Regions from separate parts of the Homo sapiens genome. Here region 2 is linked to region 1. Evidence: chromatin loops called from intact Hi-C (ENCODE). Cell type or tissue: heart left ventricle. All regions are shown on one strand. Each heading gives the region's core, and the rest is flanking DNA. Links, peaks and the distances in the headings are about the cores only. Region 1 overlaps SHISA6 (shisa family member 6). Region 2 overlaps SHISA6 (shisa family member 6).

Region 1 (5,378 bases), core at 200-5,199:
ACAAATCATTAATAGCCCCCAATAGCCATTCTTCTCTAGTCAAAGAACTCCCATATTTTAATTGATCACAAGGCCACTGAAAAGAAAAACCACATTAGTTAATGTGATGTAAGTAGGAGTGGTATGACAACTTCAAACAAGTGTTCTTAAAGAAACGAGGTATGATCTTCTTGGTCCTTTCTCCCTCCTGATGTCTGGAACGCAGACATGATGGCATGAGCTCAGGCAGCCATCTTGGGCTATGACATGGAAGGCACGTGCTTAGGAAGCCAGAGCAACCAGATAGAAGGAATCTGGTTGCCTGGACACTGTAGAGCCCATATTCTCCCTGAATCCCTGAACTGACTTCTTTCACAGAAGAGAGAAACTTCTCTTCTGTAGCAGTAACTTTTACTTTAGATAATTCAGTTATTTGTGAGCATACATAATTATAATCGTTGCACTCTGTATAACGTATTAAATAAGGGCATTCATTCTGTCACTTGTTTATTCAAGAAATAGTTATTGAATGCCTACTAAGTGCCAAGATCTGTGCAAAATGCACTGGCACTGTGAATAGAGTGAGCAAAGCAGACATATCCCTGTACTCAAGGCACTTACAGTCCAATGCATCATTATTGATTTGCTTATCATTCTGATGAGATATGCCCATGGCTACACTCAGGTCTAGATCTCTGGGAGAAGAAAGTCTGTATACGTACATGCGGGGTGTGTGTGTGTGTGTGTGTGTGTGTGTGTGTGTGTGTGAGAGAGAGAGAGAGAGAGAGAGAGAGAGAGAGAGAGAGAAAGAGAAACCGGGGATGGGGAGGGAGAGACCAGATTCTTTGACTTCCCTTGTAATTACTCTGGCAACGTCCACTGGAGAACTGAACACCCCAGCTCAGCTCATCTGCCAAAACTCAAACATTTCCAATTTTCCTTTGGGTAAGACCTCTCAGCTATTCATTTCAAGTCCTTGGATTGACCTGGTCATGCTCATCAACTGTTTGGTCTGGCCAAAAGTCCTTGGAATCATCTGTGACTCCTGTCTTCCCCTCGTACCCTCCATACAATCCATTAGCAAATACCTACAAATAAATCCTGAACTCTCCTTTAGATATTAGTATTAAAACAATGACAAATTTCATAAACCTGGTAATTGTATCATAGTTATGTAAGTGAACATCCTTGAACTGAGAAGATACCTATTGAAGTCGTCCTGAATGAAGAGTCATAATATTGGCAACTTGTTCTCACATGGTTCAAAAATGATGATGATGATGATGGTGATGATGGTCGTGGTGATGATGGTGTTGACAGCAGTGGTGATGATGATAATGGTGGTGATGGTGATGATGGTGGTGGTGATGTCAATGGCAGTGGTGATGGTCATGGTGAGGATGATGATGGTATTGGTGATGGTGAGGATGATGATGGTGGTGGTGGTGGTGACAACGATGATGATGATGTTAAGGAAAAGGAGAGGGAGGAAGACAGAGAGATAAAGAGAAGCAAATATGTTACAACGTTAACAACTAGTAAGGGGGTATGGGTGTTCACTGTATCATTCTTGCAAATATTCCATTGGTTTGAAATTGTTCAAAATAACAAGTTAAGAAAAATAAACCCTGAAGAAAGTCTTTCTCACATCTTCCATCACTGACATTCCAGTCCAAGTCCCATCTCCCTCCCATCACCCGGGTGATGCAATAGTTTCCACTTCCTAGGCCACCTCCCCTCCGCCACCTTTGCCCCTCCAGAATCTAGTCTCAGCCAGGTGCAACGGCTCACACCTGTAATCCCAGCATTTTAGGAGGCTGAGACGGGCGGATCACTTGAGGTCAGGAGTTTAAGACCAGCCTGGTCGACATGGTGAAACCCTGTCTCTACTAAAAATACAAAAATTAGCCAGGCATGGTGGCACGAGCCTGTAATTCCAGCTACTTGAGAGGCTTAGGCAGGAGAATTGCTTGAACCCCAGAGGCGGAGGTTGCAGTGAACAGAGATTGCACCACTGCACACTCCAACTTGGGTGACACAGCAAGACTGCATCTCAAAAAAAAAACAAAAACAAAAAACAGAATCTAGTCTCAAGATGGTGGCCAGAGTGATTATGAAAACCACATGTCAGATCATATCTCTACTCGCTATAAGCCCTACAAGAACTCCCATGACATCCAGAATGAAACTCAAGATGTAGTGTGACCCATAAGGCCCCTCATCTCTGACTTCTAGCCCTTAACATGTCTCTATCCTGGCTCTCTCTACTCCAACCACTCTGGTCTCTTCTTCATACCAAGCAGGATTTCACTTCTGCCCTAAACACCCTTTCTCCAGATGGTCACACATGGCTCAGTCATTTGGGTCTCGGCTTCAGTGGTCCTTCCTCAAATCAGGTTCCTTCATTTCACTTCTCATCACTTCCTACTTTCTTTTCCTGCTCTCTTTCTCTTCAAAGCCTTATTGCCTGATTTCAAGTATATGTCCGTGGGTTTATTTTCTGCCTCCTCCAGCTGAATGTAAACACCATGAGACTAGGGACTTTGTTTTGTTCACTGTATTGCTGACGCTTGACATCCAATAAAGGACCAAAATCACTTTTGAATGAACGAAGGAATCAATGAATCTGGAGTCCCATCTTGCCATCCTCCTTCTCTGGCTCTCAAGGTGCTGCTAATGAACTATGCTCCTCACATCTCCTCCTCTGTGGGTTTCTCACTGTAGGCCCCCAAAAGCCTCCTCTCCAAGCCCCTTTGGAGGGTCCAACCTTGCCCCATTCCCACGCCATTAGAACAACTGAGCCATTTGCCACCTCCACAGCAGCGACCCCTACCTGCTCCCACACATCTTCCACCCCACCAGGGACACAGTCCATATGTTTAATGAAAAAAAAAAAAAATTCCTCCTGCTCAGAGCAGCCTTCCACACTAGAACACAGAGTTCCAGTTCCTTCCTGGCTGTTGTCCCAAATCTTTAATCACTCCTGTCTGTTTACAGAAAAGCCACAACCAATCTTTCCAAAGGAATTGATCACTGTGCCCTTCTGCAAACCTTTAGTCCCTTATGCATCGCCGTTTTCCAGGCTCTTGTGGACCCCCGTTTTCCATCCTCCAGGAGTACCCTCCACTCTCCTCCTCGCCCATTCAATCTTACCTGCCCTTCAAGCACTTGGTGATGATCACTCCGACCACACAACCTCCCTCTGAGCGTTCTGAGCATGTGGCCTATAATTCTGGAGGGGCACCTGTAGAGTCAATTATTTTCTTGTATTGTCTCGTCTTTCTGCTCCTGGAGTTAAGCCCCTGAGGCCAGGACTGTGTCTAATCCACCTTTCAGCTCCTGTAGGCCCTAACGAAGTGTTCAGTACACAGTTGGTGTGGCACATCTAGCTACGGATGCCGTCTCCTCCTCCATCTTTGGTTTCCCAAATAGCCTTTACTCTGTAGGCAACGGACATTAAGCCCATGAGGAAAAGACCGCTAAAGGCCACTCAGATGGAGGCTGGGCTCTCCCTCCTGGTGAGAGCTCCACGCTCCACATCCCTGGGGGCCAGGAGCATATGGCTGCTCTCCCTCACTTCCTGCTGCTCAGGGCCGCCCTTGCCCAGCACCCTCTCGCTCCTGTCACTGCACCGCGCTCTGTTGCTTCCTTCGTTTTGCCAACTCATGGAGGTAATTGCGAATTCTAACCCTGTCCTCCGTGCTTTGGCTTTCCCTCTGACCGGCACCTCATTTTGGGAACAGCCCGGCCATATTCTAAATCCTCTGGCTCCCTGGGTGTAGGGGTGAGTGATTAGTGAGCCAGCTCCGTGGTTCTCCTTTCTCCCCCGGCCACGTGGGGAAAGTAGGCTCTCTCTGTCCCCAATTCGGGCTGCCTCCTTGATGGGAGGGGCAGGGGATGGGTCCTTTCTGGCCAAGCCTGTGCAGCCACCAGGCAGGACGAAGCCCTAAGGGTGGGACAAGTTGGGCACAGCTGGTCCCATCATCACAAGGGCAGCTCCTCTGGCTTCTGGAAAGCTTTGCTTCTGGGCACACCTGTCCTTAAGGCAATCCTATGCTGAGAAAAGCCACTTATGTCCCAGGAGAAGAACACAGGTGCTTAGCACTCCCTTCCTGAATGGCATAAAATGATGCGCTTCCTCGCAGGACAAGCCTGGCACTGAGAACAGAATGGTGATTTGGCCATAAGTTTCGCCTGGGCTCTGACCCTGGGTCACAGAATCCCAAGAGAAGTGCAGCCAGTGAGAGAGTGAGTCCTGGACACTGGGCTGCCTAGGTCAGACCACACCCTGACATCGACAAGCCCTGCGCCTGCGGGCAGGCTGCCCATCACTCCATGTCGCTGTAGCCTCCTATCTACTGGGAGGGGGACACTGCCTACACGAGGACTATGATAATGAAGGCTCCTAGCCCAGGGCGTGGACAGTCAGCCCTCAACAAATCCCAGCTACTGTTTCTATTATGACACACGAAAAGTAGGACCTTGGAAGTTGCTAGGCCAGCCTTCCTCTCAAGCTGGAAATGCCCAAGTTGCTCCTCTCCTTTGCTTAAAATCATCACGGAGTGAGCAGCTCGTTGCATGGCAAGGTGGTCCGACCTGGAGCAGAGGGGCTCACATCAGGAGAACGCCTGCCCTTGTGCTGAGCAAGCAGTGGCCTCCTCTGGTGTCCTCCCCACAGCCCTAGATCCATGCACTGGGACAAATGAGAAGTGTAGACACACGGCTTCAGAACAGGATTCACGTAGCTGGAGGGGGCTCCCGGGGCCCTGTCTGTACCTCTGGTCAATTTGACCTCAGGGCTTGAGCTCTAGGGTCTGTGTTTAGCGCCCAGATCAGTCAGCACCCCCTCCTGGCTGTGTGACCTTGGTTAAGCTTCTAATCCCCATTGAACCTGTTTCCTCATCTATGAAGTGGGCATTATAATGGTACCTGCCTCATGGGCTTGTTACAAGAATTAGATAGGTCAGTCCATGGAAAGCATTTTAAAAGTACTGTTAGTTGCTAATATGATTTGAAGAACAGCGTTCTCCAGCTTTCCTGGGAGCCGTATCACTCTCTCTGGCAGGCCAGGGGCACGAGTGTCTACAACAAGACACAGGAACTCAGGCATCACACTCCAGCCATGAAAACAGCTGGCATGCCACCACCTTGGATCTGGATTCCAGGTTGTTTCAAAGCAGTCTAAAGACATAGCTGTTTCCAGACATCTCAACTTGCTCTGTTCTTTCATCCTAAACCTTCGTGACTCTGCCATATGACCTACTGTTCCCCGTGGGACTTACTGGGACTTCTGACCCAAATATGGGGTTCACATCATTGCTAGTCACTTTGTGAGTACTTACTGGACAGCTTGAGTATGCCAGGCTCTGAGCCAGGGATTAGAGATTGTCAGGTGAGCT
Region 2 (5,378 bases), core at 227-5,226, 56 kb before region 1:
CCTTTCAAACACCAGCTGGGTGTTCAAGAATTCAATTCAATTCTGATATTTACTACCTAGAGTTAGGGCAAACCTCAGCACTTACAGGCTCAGTCCCAAGAGACTGCTCCCTTCTTGGGACTCTGGTTGCAGTTGTCAGGCCTCCTGCACTTTGAACGAACTGGCTATAAACAGGGGATTTCCATGACCCCCATCTTCATGCTCAGTAATTTCTGGAATGGCTCACAGAACTCAGGAACACACTTTACTGACTGTTGCCAGTTTATCATAAAGGAGAAAACCCAGGAACAGCCAGATGGAATAGATGCACAGGGCAATGTATGGAGAGTGGGGAGCACGGAGCTTCTGTGCCCTCTCTGGATGGTGGTAGAAACTTAATTGCCAATGTACCATCCTCACAGCGCCTCCACATGCTCTCCAGACCAGAAGCTCTCTGAATACCACCCTCCATTGTTTAGGGGTTTTTGTAGAGTTTTCATGACCTCAGGTGATCCACCCTCCTTGGCCTCCTAAAGTGCTGGGACTACAGGCATGAGCCACCATGCCCAGCCACCTGAGGTCAGGAGTTTGAGACCAGCCTGGCCAACATGGTGAAACCCCATCTCTACTAAAAATACAAAAATTAGCCGGGAATGGTGGCATGCATCTGTAATCCCAGCTACTTGGGAGGCTGAGGCATGAGAATCACTTGACCTCGGGAGGCGGAGATTGCAGTGAGCCAAAATCACACCACTGCACTCCAGCCTGGGCGACAGAGTGAGACTCCATCTCAAAATAAAAATAAAAATAAATAAAAAAGAAGAAGAAGAAGAAGAACATAGAGTTTTCAACAGATTAGCCTGATGGATTATTAACTCAAGCTCCAGCTCCTGTCCTGTCCCTGGAGGCTGCAGGGGGTGGTAAAAGTTCCAGGCCTGTAATCAAGACTTTGCCTTTCTGGCAACTGCCCCACGCTGGAGCTATCTAAGGGCTCCTATCACTCAGAAAATTCCAAGGATTTAGGAGTTCCGTGTCAGGAACCAGGGACAAAGACCAAAAGTCTATTTCTTATAGTTCCACACTCTCAACCCGCTGGCTCTGGCAGGTTCCCTCTCCACATGGACCAGAGAAACCCACCTCTGTGCCACTCTGAACATTACAGAGTGGGGCCTAAATATTCCTTATAATGCACGATCAGTCCCAGCTCCTCAAGCCACACCATGAGGAAGTCATTGCTGCTGTGTTCTTGTCACAGTGATAAAGATGTGGCATGCACACCAAAAGGCAGGTCACCCCCTGGCAGCCACCGCACAGGGAGGCCCCCGCTGCTCTGCAGGCTCCTGGATCACCATCTCATCTGGACACAGACTTCTCTAGATGCCGCACTGGCAGTTTGACTTCTACCACCACCCGAGAGACAATGACACCAAACATCCCTGCAAGCTTTGGAGCCAGGGGTTCGGCAGGCTTCCAGTGGAATATCACATGACGGGTTGCTCTGTCAAAACCCCCCACTAATTTATTGGAATTGTTTCCTAAAGCAATGAGAGTGGGTTCACAACAGATCTGATCATCTAGATGCTCCCCAACCCCGGCATGGGCATAATCTATCCACTTGAATTTAAAGGCCTGGAAACCTGCAGGAGGTGGCTCCCAGCTGAATTTCCATGGAGCCTAGTCTGCACAAAAGGAGACAGAAAGCAAACCTGAGCCTGCGAAAGGGAGACAGGCTCACGGTTCTCTCCCTTTCATCAAATATGGCCCACGTCCTTCCCGTATCATGGGATGTGGGACACATCAGCGGTGTGTTTATTTTACGACTGACAAAGAACAAAGGAGCGTTTTCAAAAGTTTTGGGAGCCCATGGATTCAGGCCAACTCTGATTACAGTGCATGTTTATTCTTAAGTGTCCAGATGAAGAATTCATAATTTTACCCATAAGGACGGACAGAAAGCAAGTTGTCCCCAGTCTATGGTACGCAGGGTAGCAGAGAGCTGCTATAAAACCAGAAAAAGCCCACGGATGACTCACCCAGCTGAGGAAGGTAAACACATTATTGTCTTTCCATTTTTTTTTTTTCCCCAACGCTGGCGCTTCTGTCTCTTTGCGCCAATGAGACGGGTAACATTTTAATTAGGACGCTCACTTGTCTTCACTTTTCAAGAGAGGTGGGGGAGGATGGTGGTGCTTGGATAATTGAATCCATAACTCCTGTGGTTATAAGTGTGCACAACTAATCAAGGAGAGTGTGTGTGCTTTAGAGAGAGAGGGGGAGTCCGAGGGGGAGGGAGGGAGGGAGACAGAGTAAGATGGATGAGAACTGAAGGATACAGAGAAGAGAGGAAGTGATTCCGCTCCACCGGCAGTGTGAGCATCTGTGAATGGAAGGTACACAGAGCCACAGAGTGAGGAGAGCAGCCACTGAAGGCTCCTGTTTGTGTGCAGAGCTGGGAGGGTCAGAGGGAGGAGACCCAGAGGTGACAGCAAGACTAGAGGTTTGTGTATGAAAGAAGCAGCTGGAAAGAGAGGGAGATGCAAAGGAGGAAGTGACCAAGGGGGCTGTGTGTGTGTGTGTGTGTTTGAGAGAGCCCTGTCCATGTGAGCTGTGGATCAGAGAAAAAGATAGACAAGAAGAGAAGAAATAGGGAAAGCTCGTATGTGAGAGAGAGAGCAAAGGGAGTGTGGAGTTTCATTGTGAGTGCATGCATGGGGTGCTCCAAACCATGCATTTGGTTTAATGCATGCCATCTCGTCTATTTTAGCTGTGCATTGTTTTTATTTTTTTCATTCAAAAAGTCATTAAAAATAAGAATAGAAAACTGAAGGGAGGGAGAAATCACCCACAGACATACCTCTCAAAAACAAAGCAGGCTTTGCATTTTTTTCTCTAGACATAGCTGTAAATCCTATTTAATTGGACTTCAGAATTCAGTGGTGAAATTTACCTGTGAGAACTTACATTAAGCATTTAGCAAACGTTCCCACTGAGAGGAAGCAGGTGAGAAATGCTGTTTGTTGTCTCTTTTGGCCTGTACTTCTCTGAAGAAGAAGCTTTTCCAAAGGAATGTCTTATGTTCAGTTACAGAGTCAAGCCAATAAAGAAGGGTAATGCATTTTGAAATCCCTCCCTTTTAAGCTTCTTCTGGATGCCACTGGGACAGGAAAGCCACGCCTCCACATCCCGTGGAGAGGCCGATCACCCTGGGAGAGTTACTGCGCAGATGTTTCTCCTGCAGGCTCCCAGATGGGGGAATCTGACTCTCACCTCAAGGAATGCAGCCAGTTCTTATAAGCAAAACATCCACTCGCATTTCTAACTTCAGTTATCTTTGGCTGGCTAGAACTTCAAATCTGCTAGTTTCCAAGACTGTATATATCCAAGAATGACTTCATGTTGTCACTATACGTGAGATACTTTGTCTTGGCAAGAGGTTCCTGGCTCACGAGCACTCAGAAAAGTCAGGCGCTTCCCCACTGTCTCTGGTCCTTGATACCAGACCAAAGACGAAGGCCAACCTAATTTTATTCATCTGACTATACAATAATTTTTAAATTACCTTAAACATCTAGATACTTACATTTTTTTCTTTGCTCGTGTATGCTGTTCATTTGGCAAGGTGCTTCACGCATGGATCTTTTTACTTACGTTTTTTCTGTAATGAATAGCACCCTTTTAACTTGGACCCCAGGGAAGCTCAGGGAAGGTGATTTGTCTGCATCTTTGATTAGGACACCTCAAAAATTGTAGATTTTCTTTAGAAACAGGTTTAATTTTAGTCTTTTCCCTGTCTTTCCTATCTATAATCTTCTCTCTCTCTCTCTCTCTCTCTCTCCCTAGCATTACTCTCAGAATTTTAGAAAATAGTCTCAATTTGCCAACCTTATTGCTGACTAGCCTTTGCTTGATGTCAGTTCTACCCTTTCCTTGGCCTGCTATCACCTAGCACAGATGGAACAGATGTGAGCTTTTCATCTACCTGGAAGCCCTAACATTGGTAAATCACATCAGCCTCTTTCCACAAGAATGCTGTTCAGTCCAGGTGGTTCAGATGGATTGTCTCCCCCTCCTCCAGGTCCCTGGTGGCAACCACGTGACCATGGTCTGGTTAATCAGAGTACTCCATCCCACTGAAACCGGTTCAGATACGAGCCAATCCAAGACAGGTCAACCAGAACCCAGGAACATTTGCTAGAAATATAAGGAAAGGCTTTGCTTCCCTCTGGGATACTAAGCTGTAAGGATGATGCAAGTTGGGACTTGCTGGCGGCCATATTCTACTCATATGGAAAGCCTTATTCTACTCACATGGAAAGCCATATTCTGTTCATATGGCCGTATTCTACTCATATGAAAAGCCTTCCCAAGAATGAAATTAAGGCAAATAGAGAGACAGGAGGGAGAGGGAGGGAGGGAGGGAGAGAGAAAGAGAGAAAAGCATCACTGGAGCACCTTGATCCAGGTGCGCTTGAACACATTACACACAATGAGTCAATGCTTCCCTCTTTCACATAACCTATATTAAGTCGATTTTCTTTACCCTACAATGGCTAAAAATTCAGACCAGGACAACTGGTTCTGCTGGACCTTGCTGGGATCTTCTCCTGTCCCCTCCAACTGGTTCTTGCAGATCTTCTTTAAAAAAACCACATAAGGAAAGCTGTAATGCCCAGTATATTTGTTCCCAAGGCTCTTCCAAACTCTACCCTTACCTAAAATGTTTTACTCGCGTGGAGACTCTGCCCACCAAGATGCATTGTGCCGCCACCCATCTCTTCACCCCATCCCCTTCTTATTTTCTGGAGTTTGCAGGGAAGAGTTGGGAAGGGCAGGGCCAAAAATGTATTAATTGGAGAGAAGATGAATGCCCAGTTATCTGGAAACTATGCTTATCCACGGACAGTCTCCGAGATAACAGTAAATGGTAACCCTACCCCCATGCACATTATTTCCACAAATTTGGTGTCGATTTACATTTTTAAGATAGAGATGTAACGACGTTGGAATTAGTAAAAATTTCTCCAAGATCCTGATAGCAGCTTAACTCACGGTGTCCATGTTCAGCAGTCCATGAGCAGCTGTTCTTCTTTCTGTCTTCATAGGTCACTTGATGGGAAACTGGAAGAGGCTACACCAGGGCTACTAGCTAGGCAGACAGCATTTAAAGCAGGAAGCCCTGCCACCTTTTCTTTATTCCCTCTTTGAATACAGGCAATTGCAATCTTAACACCTGCTGACTGTAATAACTTACAGGCTAAGATGAGTCAATGTGCCTGCATGGATGTCCTGAACATCCACTGAGTACTATTTATTAAAGCATTGTTTTGATTTATTGTTATCATCATCACCATCGTTATTAGCAGCAGAAGCACATTCAAGCATGCAGCCTTTACATCAAT

The links. Peaks named below come from ENCODE experiments on the same cell type or tissue, not always from the same donor. Only the 100,000 strongest peaks of a DNase experiment are listed, where the experiment ranks them.
Region 2: a loop joins it to region 1, with 4 times the contacts of the local background. A loop is called at or near these places in 5 of 110 quality-filtered maps.

What each region holds. Positions count from the first base shown.
Region 1 is chr17:11,272,650-11,278,027 of GRCh38, reverse strand. All of the region lies in intron 2 of SHISA6 (shisa family member 6), which reads right to left. Among named protein-coding and RNA genes, the nearest start is that of SHISA6, 34 kb to the right of the region's middle. RefSeq lists an enhancer at 3,741-4,242. In heart left ventricle, for the core only: no CTCF peak of the experiment used is centred there; no DNase peak of the experiment used is centred there; H3K27me3 peaks cover 2 bases.
Region 2 is chr17:11,328,926-11,334,303 of GRCh38, reverse strand. All of the region lies in intron 2 of SHISA6 (shisa family member 6), which reads right to left. Among named protein-coding and RNA genes, the nearest start is that of SHISA6, 90 kb to the right of the region's middle. In heart left ventricle, for the core only: no CTCF peak of the experiment used is centred there; a DNase peak (open chromatin) is centred at 3,171; H3K27me3 peaks cover 1,748 bases.